Linked DNA regions of Mus musculus: region 2 is linked to region 1. A link is a loop called in an ENCODE intact Hi-C map of the cell type or tissue named here. Cell type or tissue: heart. All regions are shown on one strand. Each heading gives the region's core, and the rest is flanking DNA. Links, peaks and the distances in the headings are about the cores only. Region 1 has its middle 21 kb from the start of Snhg17. Region 2 has its middle 8.2 kb from the start of Platr27.

The links. A loop is a pair of places that touch in the nucleus more often than their neighbours do. Peaks named below come from ENCODE experiments on the same cell type or tissue, not always from the same donor. Only the 100,000 strongest peaks of a DNase experiment are listed, where the experiment ranks them.
Region 2: it touches region 1 in a loop (4-fold over the local background); 13 of 42 quality-filtered maps call a loop at or near these places.

Annotation. Positions count from the first base shown.
Region 1 is chr2:158,336,693-158,345,022 of GRCm38, reverse strand. No RefSeq gene overlaps it. Among named protein-coding and RNA genes, the nearest start is that of Snhg17, 21 kb to the left of the region's middle. In heart, for the core only: a CTCF peak has its summit at 4,633 (motif pointing right); no DNase peak of the experiment used is centred there; H3K27me3 peaks cover 796 bases.
Region 2 is chr2:157,601,316-157,609,645 of GRCm38, reverse strand. No RefSeq gene overlaps it. Among named protein-coding and RNA genes, the nearest start is that of Platr27, 8.2 kb to the right of the region's middle. In heart, for the core only: a CTCF peak has its summit at 4,434 (motif pointing left); a DNase peak (open chromatin) is centred at 7,865; H3K27ac peaks cover 460 bases; H3K27me3 peaks cover 3,132 bases.

The sequences.
Region 1 (8,330 bases), core at 164-8,163:
GAAATGGCATTGCTGGTAAAGGGCTTGACGTATAAGCATGAGTTACTGAGTTTGAGCCCCGGAGCCCCTGTAAAGTTCCAGGCATAGAGATGTAATCTCGGTGCTAGGGCGTCAGAGACAGGTAGCTTCCTGGGGCTCCCGGCCTGGCCTAGAATCAGCCTCAGTCCCAGTAAAAGAACTCTGTCTTTAAAAAAGAAAAAACTAGGGAGATACCTCCTCAGGAGTGACATCTCAGGATATTGTCTGGTCTTCATGCATACACATGCACCCATGTACATTTGAACATAGACAAACATGCAAAAATTGGGGGAGGGATGAGATGGATCAACAGGAGAAAGGACTACCATACAACCTGACAACTTGTGTTCAATCTCTGGAACATATACATAATCACACACACACACACACACACACACACACACACACACACACACACACAGGCATGCACGCACACCAATAATAAAGTTTTTTATTTGTTTGAGATCGGGTCTTTCTTTCTATGTACACCAGGCTAGCCTCTATCTCACAATAATCCATATCCCTCTGCCTTCCCAGCACTAGAATTAAAGGCCAACCAACTCACAACTAAGCTTAAATGTGAATGAATGATGAGAAGCCAGCCTGGAGACCAGACGGGAGATCCTGGCTGGACTATGCCACACAATGCATGCTCTAGGCAGTACAGTGCTAAACAACTTATTTTCTTTTTTAAAGAGATATTTATTCGCTGGGTGGTAGTGGCACATGCCTTTAATCCCAGCACTTGGGAGGCAGAGGCAGGTGGATTTCTGAGTTCGAGGCCAGCCTGGTCTACAGAGTGAGTTCCAGGACAGCCGGGGCTACACAGAGAAACCCTGTCTAGAAAACAAACAAACAAAAAAGATATATTTATTCCCTTTTTATGTATATGAGTACAGTGTAGCTGCCTTTAGACACACTAGAAGAGGGAATTATATGCATTATAGATGGTTGTGGGCCACCATGTGGGTGCTTGGAGTTGAACTCAGGACCTCTGGAAGAATAGTCAGTGCTCTTAACCTCTGAGCCATCTCTCCAGCCTGCTAAACATTTTCATAAGGTGGGCATGCGGTTATAGCTGCTGGGATCCGGAAATGCGATTGACTTGCACCCTGTAAGTTCTCCTTATTGTCTGCTCAGTCGTTGCTCTAAGGAAACTGTGTCCCAACTTCAGACTGCATAGATTGCGTTGCCTATTTTTGAAAGTTACATAAATGGAGCGCACACAGCACAAGGTCCTTTGTGTCTGGCTTTCTCTGAGCATTGTATTGGAGAACTCATGCATTGCTGTTGCCCTGGGAACACTTACGCCAATCTCAGAGCTTGAGGAACAGCTGGAGGGAAATGGTGCGTGAGATGGACAGACACTGCTTGCCACCAGTGCATGCTGGGAGAGAGCATAGCCAGACAGGGCTGTGGGTGCAGGTGTCCATGTCCAGGCCATGTAGCTGCTAGCCTAGCACATTCACACTGGAATTGCAACCCTAACACACAGAGCCAACATTCTGTGTCCAGATGGATAGCTAATATTCTCTAGATAGCAGCCATCTTTGGGCCCACAAGTCTTTTTTTTTTTTTTTTTGAGACAGGGTTTCTCTGTGTAGCCTTGGCTGTCCTGGAACTCACTCTGTAGACCAGGCTGGCCTCGAACTCAGAAATCCGCCTGCCTCTGCCTCCCGAATGCTGGGATTATAGGTGTGCGCCACCATGCTCAGCTTGGGCCCACAAGTCTTACAATTTGTATCCCCAACAGTCCTTTCACTGAAAATTGCTCCTTATCACACATTGCTTATGTCTTTAAATTTTTTTTTTTTAATTTTAGTTTTTTAAGACAAGGTTTCACTATGGCCTAGAACTCACTATGTAGAGCAGGCTGGATTTGAACTCATAGAGGTCCATCAACACTATCTCGGGAGTGCTAGAATTACAGTCCTGTGCCATCATTCCTGGTCAGTTAATTACTCTTTACATTTTAAATGTCCATAGACAGGTAGACATCTTTCCTTTTCGCAGGTCTCCACGAATCCACAGTCTACAACTTACATGACACCACTGAGCCATTTGGGGGAAGTCTTTCCTGCACCCCTCTCGCTCTGACACATTTATTTTGCAACGTTTCTTATCATAATCATCACCTCACTTTCTAAATGCTACCTCCTAAATGGAAGAAAGTGAGGCTGGATCAGCTGCCATTGTCCTGTTACCACAAAGAAAGAGGCTGGATGTGGCTGAAGCATCCCTGGGGGCTCGGGGACAGGGGGAGAGAAAGGGAACTGCCTGTGAGTTCCTGTCTCTAAGCCCAGCCTGAAGTCTGATCTCAGTTTCAGTGCCATGAACTGGAGGGGCTCTTTTATGCCACAACTGACCTTACTGATTTTCTGGAGCCTAGGGGACAAATCTCATGAGATCTATTGAGTGAAGAGACCTCAGAGGTCAAGAGAGGTAGCCGATCTCTAGACTCCACAGAACTTGAGATCCAGTCCCAATGGCAGTTTGTCCATTTGCAGGTCATCATTTCTGAATCTCACTGGTGGATGGAGAGGCCCCAGGACAGTCAGTCAATGGGCCCAACTCTTTGTGGGAGCTTCCTTGGATGAAACCAGGCAGGAGGGGCTGGTACCTATCTTTGGTCTTCATATGTGTGACCATCTGTGTCTGTCACTTCCGAGCCTTCTGGAAATGATGACTTCTTTAGGAAGAACCCGCTGTGCAGAATCTGGCTGCCACAGTCGGAAGGAGAGACTGAAGAAAGTTGGACAAACCTGAGATTTCACAGGATGCAAACTGTCAGAGACTCCAGATAGGGACATATGTTGGGAAGCAGTGACACAGGACGGTCACTGCCTCTAGACAGGAAAAGGGAATCTATAGTTTTTGTTCTTGTCTGTGCCCATCTTTTTCTCTGCCTTCATGGCTCTGCTCCTATCCGTCTGCATGTCTACTCTGCTGCCTCTACCCATTCTCCAGGTTGCCAATCTCCTCCCTTGCCCTAACAAACCTCCTTACACCAGATCTGTTGCATGTCATAACTACCCGGCACACCTTGGCATATATTTCACAGTGTCCACCAAGGTGGACACTTTTATGTGATTCAGACAACTCTTAAATGTATTTTATTTTAATTAGTTACTTTATTTTTCCAAAACAGGTTTTCTCTGTGTAATATCCCTGACACTCCTGGATGAAACTTACTTCATAGACTAGGCTGGTCTCAAACTCACAGAGATCTTCCTGGCTCTACTTTCCAAGTGTTAGGATGAAAGGCATGGACCACCACTGCCTGGCCTTATATTTTAATTTTTAGTTTTTTGTTATTGATTTTATTTTATTTGTCTCTTGTGATTTTATCTGTACTGTGGGCCTCACCTTATCTGCCACCTAGGGCACAGGAGGGAGAGAATCGAAATGACCAACATCACTCTTGCATAAGTCCAGCTGAATGAACAAGTCAACAAGTCCACACTGAGTCAAGGGTGACAGAGGACTAAGTGTGAGCTGCAGTCACAGGTCAGGTTGGGGATCTGATCTGAACAGCCAGCCAGGCCACTGCACAAGGTAGTGTCACAGCAAGTGACCTGCACAGAGTGGCCATGCCTTACAGAGACACACAGAAGCGTTTACAAGGCAGACTGGGGCTGTGGTGATCTATGGTGTGCATTGTCAACTTGACAGGGTCCAGAATCATTTAGAAAACAAACCTCTGGGTTTGGCTGTGATGGGTTATCTAGATTAGGTTAAGTTGGGACGACTCACTTTTCCTGTGGGGAGCAACACTTCATAGCCTGAGGTACCAGGCTGAATGGAAAGGAGATGGCAGGCTAAGCACCAGCGATCATCTCTTTTTTTCATTGTAGATGCAATGTGACCAGCTTCCTCAAGCTCCCAGCATCCCGACTTCTAAACCATGATGACTGTACCCTCAAACTGTGAGCCAAAAGAAACCCCCTCTCTCTGTACACTACCTTTATCAGGGTGTTTTGTCACAGCAACAAGACAAGTGACTAACACAGTGTGTTCCCATGATAGAAACACCAGACGCCATGTTACTTAACAATCAGTCAACCTTAAATTAAATCAACAGTAGAAAGGACACAAAGACCAAACACCCAAAACACTTGGCACCCCCTCTTCAGTTCCATGTGAGAGCAACGGGAAGTCAAAATTGCAAGTTCAAATTCAAATGAGAAAAAAAGAAACAAACCAAAAACACATTGCATCAAAAGTGATGAGATCCAAGGGCTGGAGAGATGGCTCAGGGGTTAAGAGCACTGGCTGCTCTTGCAGAGGACCCACCTGGCAGCCCACATCCTCTGCAGACACCAGGCACACATGTGTGCATAGACATACATTCTGACAAACACTCATACACATAAAATAAAAATAAATCTTTTTTTTAAAGTGATGCGATTCAGCTAAGATCGAATTGAAAGGAAAATGTCATTTCTGAAAAAGAAGAAAACAGATGAATGAAAGATGAATTCAACTCATAAAGACATAAAGAGAGCAGCAAAATAGATGTGAGAAAAGACGGATTGAAAACAGGAAGAAACGAATGAATCCCGGTCCTTCACTAAAATAAATAAGATTAACTGAAGAGCTGCGTTCTGGGCCACAGCCTCTAGAGGGCGCCACGAGGCAGCCTAAGGAGGGCCAAAACAATATACTCAGAGGAAGTCCAATTAGCATGGAGGACAGAAGAATAAGCACAAGACAGTTAATATGCATTTTAATTGCATAAATAATGCATGGGTGCATATTTACTGGAGATAGAAGTCAAATAAAAAGAATAGGCAGAGCAAAATGCAGAGGCCCTCTTTACAGGGTCTCCAGGGCCGCCATGGCAGATTGCCCCAGCCTGGGTGATTGGTGACTAGAAGCAGAGATGGAGGCCTTGGAAGGGACCCATTCTTCAGAGGCCGCTCTCCTTGGCCTCATGCTGTTGTCTCCCTGGGCGTAAGCACCCGGGTGTCTCTGCTCACCTGTATTTCCTCTACTCCTGCTTGGTGAGATTGGACCAGGTGCCCCGATTGCTGGATTTTAATTCAGTCAAATTCCCAAAGGCTATATGTCTCCAATCACAGTCCCATTCTGAGGTGCAGGGTGGAGGTGGGCAGAGGGGTGAGGCCAGAGCTTCCACTTGGAAGATCACAGATCAGCTAGTGACACTGTCTTCCACGGGGATCGCTTCAACTTCTAGAATTCTTTCCAGGAGTCACGTGATTGTCCACGTCCGTGGGGCCAGCACAGTCAAACCAAGGCTAGGTGGGTTCAGCATCACCCCTTCCTATGTCTAAGTACTATGGTCAAATCCTACTAGGCAACACTGTTCTCTTAGCCAAGCAAGCATGTTTTGGTAGAGAACTGGAAAACTAGAGTACTTAAAACAATGTAATGCGGGCTGGAGAGGTGGCTCAGCGGTTAAGAGCACTGACTGCTCTTCCAGAGGTCCTGAGTTCAAATCACAGCAACCCATGACGACTGACAACCATTTATAACTGGATCTGATGTCCTCTTCTGACACATTAGTGCACATGCAGATAGAGTACGTATATACATACAATAAATAAATCGAAAAAGAAACTCAATGCTAATTTCCTTTAAAAGCAGGGTGATTTACTGAAAAATATAAGCTTAAGAAAACAAATGTCAAGAATTGACTACAAAGGCTATTAATGTCTGGGAACCAACCGGAAATGGTTGGAAGGAGCCAAGGATCCATCCAAGATGGGTGACGGATGATGTCAACATTCTTTCTGATGCTCTCAAGTGATTTCAAAGGCCAATGAGGGGTGCCACATGAGCCCGTGTTACTGATGAGCAAGCTGAGACCCTGAAGACAGTATTTTGACTGGAGGATGTAAGACTGTCTGTTAAAAGGATCATGCACAGATCTGTTCTGTAAATACCAGTATATGGCGACTGAGCTCTTTGGTAAAATGAACTGTGACTATTGAGAGCCAGGGTTCTCTGTTAAGAAAAAAAAAGTTACAAATAAGGAGGGTTGAGGGGTATAGGTGAGTGGTAGAGCCCTTGCCTAGCTCTTGTGAGGCTCCGAGTTCAAAAATAGGCAAATAAGAAAGAACTAGAATGAACTCTGTGTAGTGTTGGGTTGGAATCAGGAATGGTGGTAGAAAACCACGGTTGTGCTGGGCGTAATGCCAGCACTTGGGAGGCAAAGACAGGTGAATTTCTGAGTTGGAGGCCAGCCTGGTCTACAGAGTGAGTTCCAGGACAGCCAGGGCTATACAGAGAAACCCTGTCTTGGAAAAAAAAAAAAAGAAACAAAGAAACAAACAAACAAAAAGAAAACCATGGAGCTGGAGAGATGGCTCAGTGGTTAAGCGTACCGATTGCTCTTCCAAAGGCCCTGAGTTCAAATCCCAGCAACCACGTGGTGGCTCACAACCATCTGTAATGATAACTGAATCTCTTCTGGAGTGTCTGAAGACAGCTACCGTGTACTTACATATAATAAATAAACCTTTAAAAAAAGAAAACCATGGTTTTTACTAAATAAATATACATATACGTATATACACACATAGATGGACAAACACAGAAGCATGAATATCCTTGTTCTGCCCACTCACAAGTCCCACAGGCAATGACACCCAGCAACACCGGGCACATCTTGAGATTTTTCTGGCTGGACCTTGGCCTCTCAGGTTCCTTTGCCAGTAAAAGGAGACAGAGTTGTCTGAGGAGAAGAATAACCTGGGATGTGGTAAGGGAAGTGCCAGGTGAGCCTGGCTCGAATTATGGTGCTCCAGAGCAGGGGAGCATGCCGAAAGGGAAGGGCCAAAACCTGTGCAAGCTTTGGTTCAGGGTCACCCTCTGAAAGGTCTATTCTTATTGCCTTTGGTCTTGGGCTCCCACCTCTGGACTTGACATTTCCTAGCCTATAGACCTTCCAATTCTCTCCTGAAGTCCCCAGACAGTTCAGAGCCTCTGAAAGAGTGAGCACAAAGTGGCTAATCCTTTTACGGTGGTGTCTGTGCTCTGAACAGGAGTGGTCTGTAGGGAAGACAGGGGCAGCTGAGCGTGTGCGGTGTGCGCATTAGAGATCACTTACAGCTGGCAATAAACGGGAGGCTCGTGGCCCAGGGCAGCTCCGTACCACAGGAGGATTGGAGCGTTGGACTAAATGAGGGGACTCAAATCAACAGTACACATGGCCCAACCAGCCCTGCCCTGAATCACAGAAGACGCAGTAACGCCTGCTTCCTGCCCTCAAGGCAATTATAATCTATTTAGGATGTAGACATAAAACACAGGGGAAAGAGATGGCAAAGCACTTAAACAGCAATTCCCAGTCCTGCACCTCCATTAGCTGTCAAACGAACTGCAGCGGTAATGACAAACATTACTGGAATTGTGAACTAGGAGAGGTTATTTGGTTGTAGATGCCTGCTTTCTTCCTGAGGGAAACGAAGGGTTACTCCCATTTGCTGAGCACTTACTACAAAAGGTGGCAATTCCCATACCTTAATGCTCTTGCCTCCAAGTCTCCGTCCATCCTTTTTTATATTTTGTATTAACTAAAGCCAACACTTGTGAATGAGACAAGTTCCAATCTCAGGGCCTAACTGTATCAGAGCTTTATTGGTCCATGCAGCACGGCTTGATTCTGGAAACCTGACTGGGGTAATGAAGGAAAGAAGAGAGGACAGACACACGGACACATGCACAGAAAGGCTGGGGTTAGATGGGCCATGCTGGCTCTGATGGAGCAGCACCAACTATACAAGAACCCAGAATCTCAGAGTATCTACTATGTACGTCCAGCAGGAGAAGGAGGGGTTGGCTAGTCTTGGTGGTTAGTCTCTGTAGGGGAGCACACTGGAGCTGTAAACATCTTGAAAGAGGAAGCTGCCACCATGACTTCTGTATAACATGTCTTCTGCTAACATTCCCACACAGACCAGAGGAAGGCTTTGCCAATTCTGGTGGGTCTGTGGTACCCATCCTTGTTCATAAACATCACACCCTCTGCTTCCCCACAGTATATTTCTGCTGGTATAATGAAGTCCAAATGATGGTGTACGATGCTATGGGTGTCAACATGGGGCTGACAAACAGGAGGTAAGAGGGATGAAGGAAGGTCAGTGTGAAGGGGAGAGGTATAAGAATATCTGCACTCCCAATTCATATGTGTATGGTTTCTTAAGATGGGGCCTTTGCAAGATAAGTGGGTCAGGAGGATGGGGCCCTCACCATGGGGTTAGTGCCCTTACAAGAAGAGATAGAGACTGACTCTCTGACTCTTTGCTTTCTATCAAGTAAGGGTGCAACGAAAAGAGAGCCAACTTTCA
Region 2 (8,330 bases), core at 254-8,253, 740 kb after region 1:
TACTTGGAATTCAAGGTCAGCCTGGGCAATGTAGTGAGACCATGTCTCAAAATAAAAAGGGGGGAGAAAAAACAGATGGTATACAGTACTTGGCTACCATGCAGGAAACCCTAGATCAACCCTCAGTCTGTCTGTCTGTCTGTCTGTCTGTCTGTCTGTTTCATTTTGGTTTATTGAGGCAGGGTCTCACTATGTAGCTCTGGCTAACCTAGGACTCACTATGTAGACCAGGCTGTCCTCAAACTCTACCTGCTTCAGAAAAGCTGCTACTCTGCCTCTGGAAAGCTGAGGTTAGAGACAGACAGGTGGCAGCCTTACCCACCGCGATCGGCCAGAAAGCTTTCTTGACTCTCCAGGGCTCACCGGGGCTCAAGATTGTTCACTTACAGAAATTTTAGATTTTGTAATCATACATCAAGCATCCCGGCCTGAAGAGGCTCACATTTAGGTTCAAGAGAGACTGAGTGAACTAATGTCCTTCCTAACATCATTCACACCGTACTGACAAACCCTGGTGGAAGATCTGTGCCTGAGTCTGCACAGGGCTTGCACTTGGCTGGGTATGGCAGGCCTGCCTGCTGTTTTCTTTGGAGCAGGAACTAATCTCTGCCCTTCCAAGTGAGGAGATGAAATTTTGGTGTAAGCCGGGCAGTGGTGGCGCATCATCTTTAACCCCAGCACTTGGGAGGCAGAGGCAGGCAGATTTCTGAGTTTGAGGCCAGCCTGGTCTACAGAGTGATTCCAGGACAGCCAGGGCTACACAGAGAAACCCTGTCTCAGAAAAGGAAAAAAAAAAAGTATTTGGTGTGCATCCAAACTGATGATGTAGACTGTGTCTTTTAACCCTGGAATGAACTCACCCTAAGAGGCACCTAGGAAGCAAGGCCATGTGCCAACACTTTCCACAGGCACGAAGGGTCCGGAACTGCTTGCTCTCTCCCTCTCCCCAGCCATTCAGAAGTTCTCTATAATCACCAGAAATTAGAATCACAGACGTGTGAGACCAGAGGGGACGCCACAGCCGGCTCCCATCAATTGTTGAACTTCTCGCTAGCATCCTCATTCCCTTGACCTGTTTGAATTCCTTCAGTGTCCAGAGCTTGTCTCTAAGCAAGACCCTTCCCAAAGCTCGACTCTGAACGCCTCTAATCATGCTGGTGGACAGAGCAAATCTTCCTTTGCCCCTGATCATAAACAGACAGCTACAAGGCGCCTCTCCGGTATACACTGGAGACACAAAAGAAGTCACACCCTGCCAGGGACCCCGAAGAGTCAGCAGTGAGATAAAAGAATTCTCTGCCCATTCAGAGGATTCCCCTACTCCTCAGAGATGCCCCCAAAGTGGCAGGTAATGTCAGAAACGCCTCTGAAATGTCCAGATCTCTCAGGGTGTAGGACAAGGTCCTACCAAGACAAAGCACCACTCAGGAAGAATCCTCAAACTGTCTGCAGCCTCCCTCACTCCCACAGCAGGCCCCTCCCCCAGACGAACCCAGACAAGCCTGAAGGCTGAGGGAGGTCTGACTTGGAACCCCACCCCACCCCCACTCCCCCACCCCCAGTCCATCACTAGGGCTGGACTCCACAGTCTGCACTCAGCTCCCACTTTCTCAAAGCTATAGGAGGCTCCGCGCAGTCCCAGGCCGCTGGAGGGGGTGGACAGCTGGGCTGGGTGATGGGTGGTTTTAATATTTAAACACAGCTTCCTGCTGTACAGCCACAGGCGAAGGCAGCTGTGTTCTTTTTCTTCTCCTTCTCTGCTTCCTTCCTTCTTCTTCTTCTTCTTCTTCTTTTTTTTTTCTTTTTTTTAATCTTTAATGTCTCCCGCCAGGCGCTGGTGGGGAGGCGTCAGTCCTGCACCATATATCAAAGGATTGCCACAGCTGGAGGGATATTTGGAGCATTCCCAGACAATCCATTGTGTATAAATATATAGATATATATATATAGGTTTCATTATCCCCTTCAGGGCTGCCAGAGAATATATTCTTTTAATATGTATAATATATTTGAGCTGCTATGCGACTCAAGGGAGGAGGGAAGGGCTGCCATTGACATTTCCCAGGCATTTCCAGGGAGAGAGAGAGAGAGAGAGAGAGAGAGAGAGAGAGAGAGAGAGAGAGAGCTGACTTTGGGAAGGGGATCTCAGAATCATGTTGTAGGGTTTTAAATGTAACCCCAGCCTCGTGCCCAGGCCCCACTTGGGTGTTTTCTTGGTCCTCTAAAGAGATGTGTGTGATCTTTTTGAGTAGCTGTGGTTTCCTGCTATTCAGAGGTGATCTGCTGTACGGTAGATTTGAGCAGCATCTTCTGTGACCATCACAGTGAATACCAGTGGAAGTTTAAGGGCATGTGCTTGCTACCTGACCTTGGGCGGGCTGCACATACCGTACCCTCTGAAGCCCAGTGCTCCATCTATAGGTGGAGCCAGCAGGATGAGTAGTGAGCTCAGATAGGGACAGCCCCAGAGTGGAAGGAGATGGCTCAGCCAGGTTCGCTTGCACTAAAGGAGATGGGACCTGAAGGAGGAGTCCCACAAAGCTCGAAGAAAGAGAATGTCCCACAGGCCTCTCCAGCCTGCCCAGGCAAAGGGTGTCTAGGCCATGTGAAACCCATGCAGGCTAGGTCACTGGCTACAGACTTCCCGTGGCCGCTTTCCTAGGTGCACAAGAATCATGTTGTTCTCTGTGTGGAGGATAATTTAGAAATGAGGTCAAAAGATAAAGATGCTTCGTTGTACTGGCATTCCCCGCCACTGCCTCAGCCCTCACCTGGGTCTGGAAGAGGAGGTCAAAGGTCACCAGAGTGCTCTGGTGCAGGGGTTTTCCAAGAGTTGGTGCAGCTGAGAAGTTCTCAGCCTCATCTGGACTCAAGGATGAGGTCTGCCATGCAACCAGTGTGATCTGAGGCCAGGCTGAGATCTGGAGCCCAATACTTGCCTGTAGAACTTCAACTCACTCACCCACTCACGACTCCCATCTCCCACACTGACCCCCACCCCAGAGCAGGGCAAAGGAGGAGGGGTGGAGTCCAAGATTCTGTTCTGGTTTGCCTTCTGCCTACAGTTCATGCAAGCCTCCCCCATCCCCCACCACACACACACACACACACACCTTGGTCAAAGGTGCCTCTGTCCACCAGCCAGCACCCTTGCCTGTCTCCTCCCTCTCAACCCTGCTGTAACGTCCACCCATAGACCCCCTGAATTATGCCATCAGTTTCCTAGGGACTTCGGGCTCCCAACAGATCCCACCCAGCACCACAGACGCTTTCAGGAGAACGACTCTGATCTTTCCTTTTCTGTGTCGCTCCTGCTTGCCTGGCCTCGATGTGGCTAGGCCGCATCTCCCAGCTCATGGCTTAAACGCTGCATCGTTAGCCTTTCTCCACTTAATCAATCAATGAATCAGCTGGTTTTTAAAAAGAAATTTATTCTTTTAAAAAAATGATTATACATACATATTCAAGTACACTGTTGCAGTCCTCAGACACCAGAAGAAGGCATCAGATCCCATTACAGATGGTTGTGAGTCACCATGTGGTTGCTGGAAATTGAACTCAGAACCTCTAGAAGAGCAGTCGGTGCTCTTAACTGCTGAGCCACCTCTCCAGTCCCCCAATCGATTAATTTTTAAGACAGGATGTTTTTTATGTAACCGAGGCTAGCCTCAAACTTGCTATTTTTCAGTCTTAGCCTCTCACAAACTAGGATTGCAGATGTGCATGGCCTTGCCTAGTTCCCATTGTGGCTTCTATCATTACTATCTGTAACTGGTGCTCACTAGTTAGACCATCTCTCCCACCCCTGGAAAGGCAGACCCTGAGACAAAGCCTGGCTTCCCTGTTTCCTGCCTTGTGCCTAGCAAGCAGCAGAAGGCCTGGCCCACAGTGGGGGCTGGAAGAGTAGGGGGAGAGCACCTGATTGCACAGCACATCCTGAGAGATCCAACCTTGGACTCAGATGGCTGTCTCACTGTCCAGATACACAAAATCTGGGAATGGGCAAGACCTCTGGCTGTGCCCAGCCACCTCTGAAGTCTCGGGGTTGAGAAAGGATGTTAGAGAGGCAGGAAGGGAGCAGGAGGTATCTGTTTCCCAAGATGCCTGTGTTACAGAACATGGAGAGGAGGGGGCATGAACGGTGGCTCACACACTTCCTTAGCAGCTTCAGATCTCTGAAGGGAGAGGGGTCATTAAATCCAAGCCCTTGCTTATGAGTGGCTCTAGGCAGCCCAGTTAGGGAAAAGCACTCCCTACTTTCTCCACGTGTGCACCCATGAAGTCTAAAGAGAGGTTTTGTGTTATGGAACTGGGATTTAAAAGATTAAGTAGTCTCCTTCCACAATCTCACTTTATTTTTCAGAGCAGAGGGGATGCGATAGCCTCAGCCGGTCTGAGCGTGGTCTCTCCGCGGAGCGTTGGCGCCCCCTGGTGGAGAGCGGTGAACACGCAGCCAGACTCTTCACCTGCCTGAGACCCGACTTGACAGGGGGCGCAAGTTCTAATCACTGTCCGGAAAGTCCTTTGCGGAGAAATTCACAGACAGGTAAACACCCACCGCCCCAAAGGTGCAGACCACTCAAGTATAGGGGAGCTGCCACGATGCCAGCTCCCCTATACTTGAGCAGATGGCATTTACAAAGTAAAATGCTACTGTTGGTAGAAATGCAGATAGGGCTTTGTGTACCTAGTTCCCCTGGGGTAGGAGGATGTAGATGGGGCCAGGCTTCCCCAGGGACAAGCAAGGAGGCAGGGGCACCACCCATCTCAGCATCTCACCAGCCCTCACTCAGGCTGTGGTTTCAGGCCTCTTCTGGGTGCTCTCCCGCCCTCGGGGACTTTGGCCTGTAGGGGAGAAAGAAGAATACCAGGATCCAGTGTCCTGGTGCAAGCCCTTAGATTTGACATTAGGGTTGCTAGCTTTTCACGGTATAGACAGTGCCTTGTGCTTGCTGAGCAGTTCTTATGGGCAGAGCAGGTCCAGCCCTAGCCCTGACCTCCATGGAATTATGGTCAAAAGGAGAAAGAAACTAAAAGCTGGCTAGCTAAAATGTAATTTCTGCAACTCCTATAGGCAGAGGCAGGGGAATCCCTGGAGCAAGCTGGCTAAGTTGACTAGGTGGAATTAGCAAGCTCTGGGCTCAGCTAGAGAGTCTGCCTCAATAAATAGAGAAGAGACTAAGGAAGGAAGAAGACACCTGATGTCAACTTCGAGCTTACACACACACACACACACACACACACACACACACACACACACGTGCACGGGGCAGGGGAATAAGCAATTACACAGATAAAGCAAGGCTAGTCAATAACCCATCAATTGCTACTAACATGGGAAAGGAATAAAACCACATACCCCTATGCGGGTGGCACCAGTATGCCTTGTCCCAGAATCTCACGTTGAATTTAATCCTCATGGTACTCCATTAAGAGGTGGGACCATCACAAGGTGGCTGGGGCTCCACCCCCACTGTGTAGATAGACTTATTTGTGAGATTGGAGTTTGAAGGAATTAATAGTTTCTCAGAAGAGTGGGCTTGCTGTAAGAACCAGTGTGGCCGATTCTGCCACCTGCTTCCTGTATCTTACCTGTGCCACACCAGAACTCTGTCAACAAAGCCATCTGCAGAGCTATTCTTTGCTCCTTGGGCCAGAGCCATGAGCTAGGACAAACCTTTCTGTCATAGCTCATTACCTGCAAGTGTTGGGGTGGGGGGGAGAGGAAGAGAGAGGAGGAGAGGGAGAGAGAGTATGTGCTAATGTTTTCATTTGTGAGTTTATGTGTCTTAGTTAGGGGTCTATTGCTGTGATAAAACACCATGACCAAAAAGCAGCTTGGGGAGGAAAGGGTTTATTTCAGCTTACAACTCCAAGGGAAGTCAGGGTAGGACCCTGGAGGCAGGGCTGATGCAGAGGCAATGGGGAATATTTTTTACTGGCTTGCTCACCCATGGCTTGCTCAGCCTGCTTTCTTATAGCACCCAGAACCACCTCCCAAGGGTGACATTGCCCCCGTGAGCTGGGCCCTCAGGACTAAGGATTCATCAATCAAGAAAAAACATCACAAAAAAAAAAAAAAAGAAAAAAAGAAAGAAAATACATCACAGACCTGCCCAGGGGCCTGTCAAGTGGGGTTATTTTCTCAGTTGAAGTTCCCTCTTCCAAAGAGAAGCTAGCTTGTGTCAAGTTGACTTAAAAGTAGCCAGTACAACATGAGGGAGTGCACTGCCATTCCCACAAGCTCCTGGGACTCACTGAGAGACCCTGCCTCAGTGAAGAAGGTAAAAGAGCAATGGGAGATAATTCACAAAATCAACCAACCTCAGGCTTCCACATCAGCGGTTCTCCGCCTTCCTAATGCCAGGGCATTTAATACAGTCCCTCATGCTGTGGCGAACCCCACCCCACCCCCACCCCCACCCCCACCCCCCACCCCCTCCAACCATAAAGCTATTTTGTTGTTACTTCATAAGTATAATTTTGCAACTGTTGCGAATCACAATGTAAATATCTGATATTTGATCCCAAAGGGGTCAAGACCCACAGGCAGAGAGCCACTGTTGCACATGCATGCCCACCTAGAGGGAGAGGGAGTTGAGAGTCTCATGAGCCCAGGTTGCAGCTGAAGTTGACTGTGAACTCCCCATACCCCTGTTTCTGCTTCCTGGTGGCTGGGATTGCTGGTGAGCACCACTGCATGCTACTGCTTTGGGTTTCTCTAGTCTATTCCTCTCCTGTGGGGTGGGGGGGTGGGGGGGTGGGGGGTCGGGGGTGGGTTGCTAGGGATGGAACCCAGAACCTCACACACCAGGCAATCCCTTTGCCTCTGCTCTGAGCAGGATGCCTGTCCATTCCATGTCTACCCCTCTGCCAGCACAGCACTGACTAGGTTTCCATAGCTATCAATTCAAGTTATTCCCCCACTTTGTTCTCCTGGGCTTTATGATCTGGGGGCTTGTGCCTTTCTACATAGACATTAAAATAGGTTGGTTGGTTTGTTTTTTATGCCTATGGAAAGCTTTTCTGGGATTTTTATGGGAATTGCACTAAAAATGTAGATCATCTGGGGAGAACTGCCATTTTCCTATGTTAATTCGGATCCAGGAGCACAGTCAGCCACTTAAAACCTCTCTGATTCTGCCCTTCAGTATTTTGTAATTTTCTAAGTACACTCTCTGCAGGTGTGTGAGTCTCTCTCTCTTTGGAAACATTGTGTATGGTATTGTTTTCATTCGAGGCTCCATATGGTCGCTTTGTTAGAAACAAATCAAAGTTCCTGAGTCTTAAGAGATTGATTCCCAGGAGGTTCCATTTCCCTAGAAAATGGGCGGCTGTGGCAGAGCATCTCCCTCCCTGCCGGAAAGAGAGACAGACACCTCTTCAAAATTGTAACTTTCCTTGAATCCATCCGAGAACTGAGGTCACATGGCCACCAGGCAGATCAGATTCTGAAGGGCGACCACCTGCTTGAAGAAACATTCAGGACCCACTGCAGGGTCCGTTGAAGCTGCTCTAGGAACAAGCCACCCTGTGGGAGCCTGAAATCTGTGGAGTAACTTGGTATACACCCTCCCACACACACATTCACACTCTTATACACACTCAACACACATATCTGCTTTCTCCATACATACTCATATATACATACACATATTTTGCCACATACATGTATATTCTTACATTTACATACATACACACGTCACATCACATCACATGAAATGACCTGAGACTTCCAGGGGTCACAACTAGACTAGTGGGTCTTCCAAGGCTCAACACAGTGACTGAGGCAGACAGCATCTCATATGCTGCTCCCACTTAACACTGCAGCTGGAGAGACTCAAAACTCAGCCCGCCTGCCCTGGGCTCGCCCTGGGTGGGGATGGGGCATGACAGAGTACAGGCAGTTTCAGACAACTCTTATCTCAGGACATCCTGCCCAGTAGACATTCTTGTCATTCTTGACAAGTACAGCAGGAAAAACATGAGATTGGCTTCATCCAAGGCCACCCAGGGAGCCCTTCTCCCATAAATGCCTTGAACCCAGTTGCTTTCCAGAATCGTCTATTCTATAGCTCAAAAGCAAGACATTCTTGGAAGGAGGACAAGAATGCCTTAGGCCCCGCAACTTCTGGAGAAATGCAGACACAAGCGTGGTGTGGTCTTGGAGGGAGGAAGGAGGTCTTATTCCATGGAAGGGACCCGCTACTGAAGAAGCATTTGTCTTGCAGGGTATCAGGTCGCTGAATCACCCATGTGACAATGTTGCAAAGTGGGGCCTTTGGAAGGTGACCAAAGTCTTCATGTAACCTTATAGCAAAGATACCAAA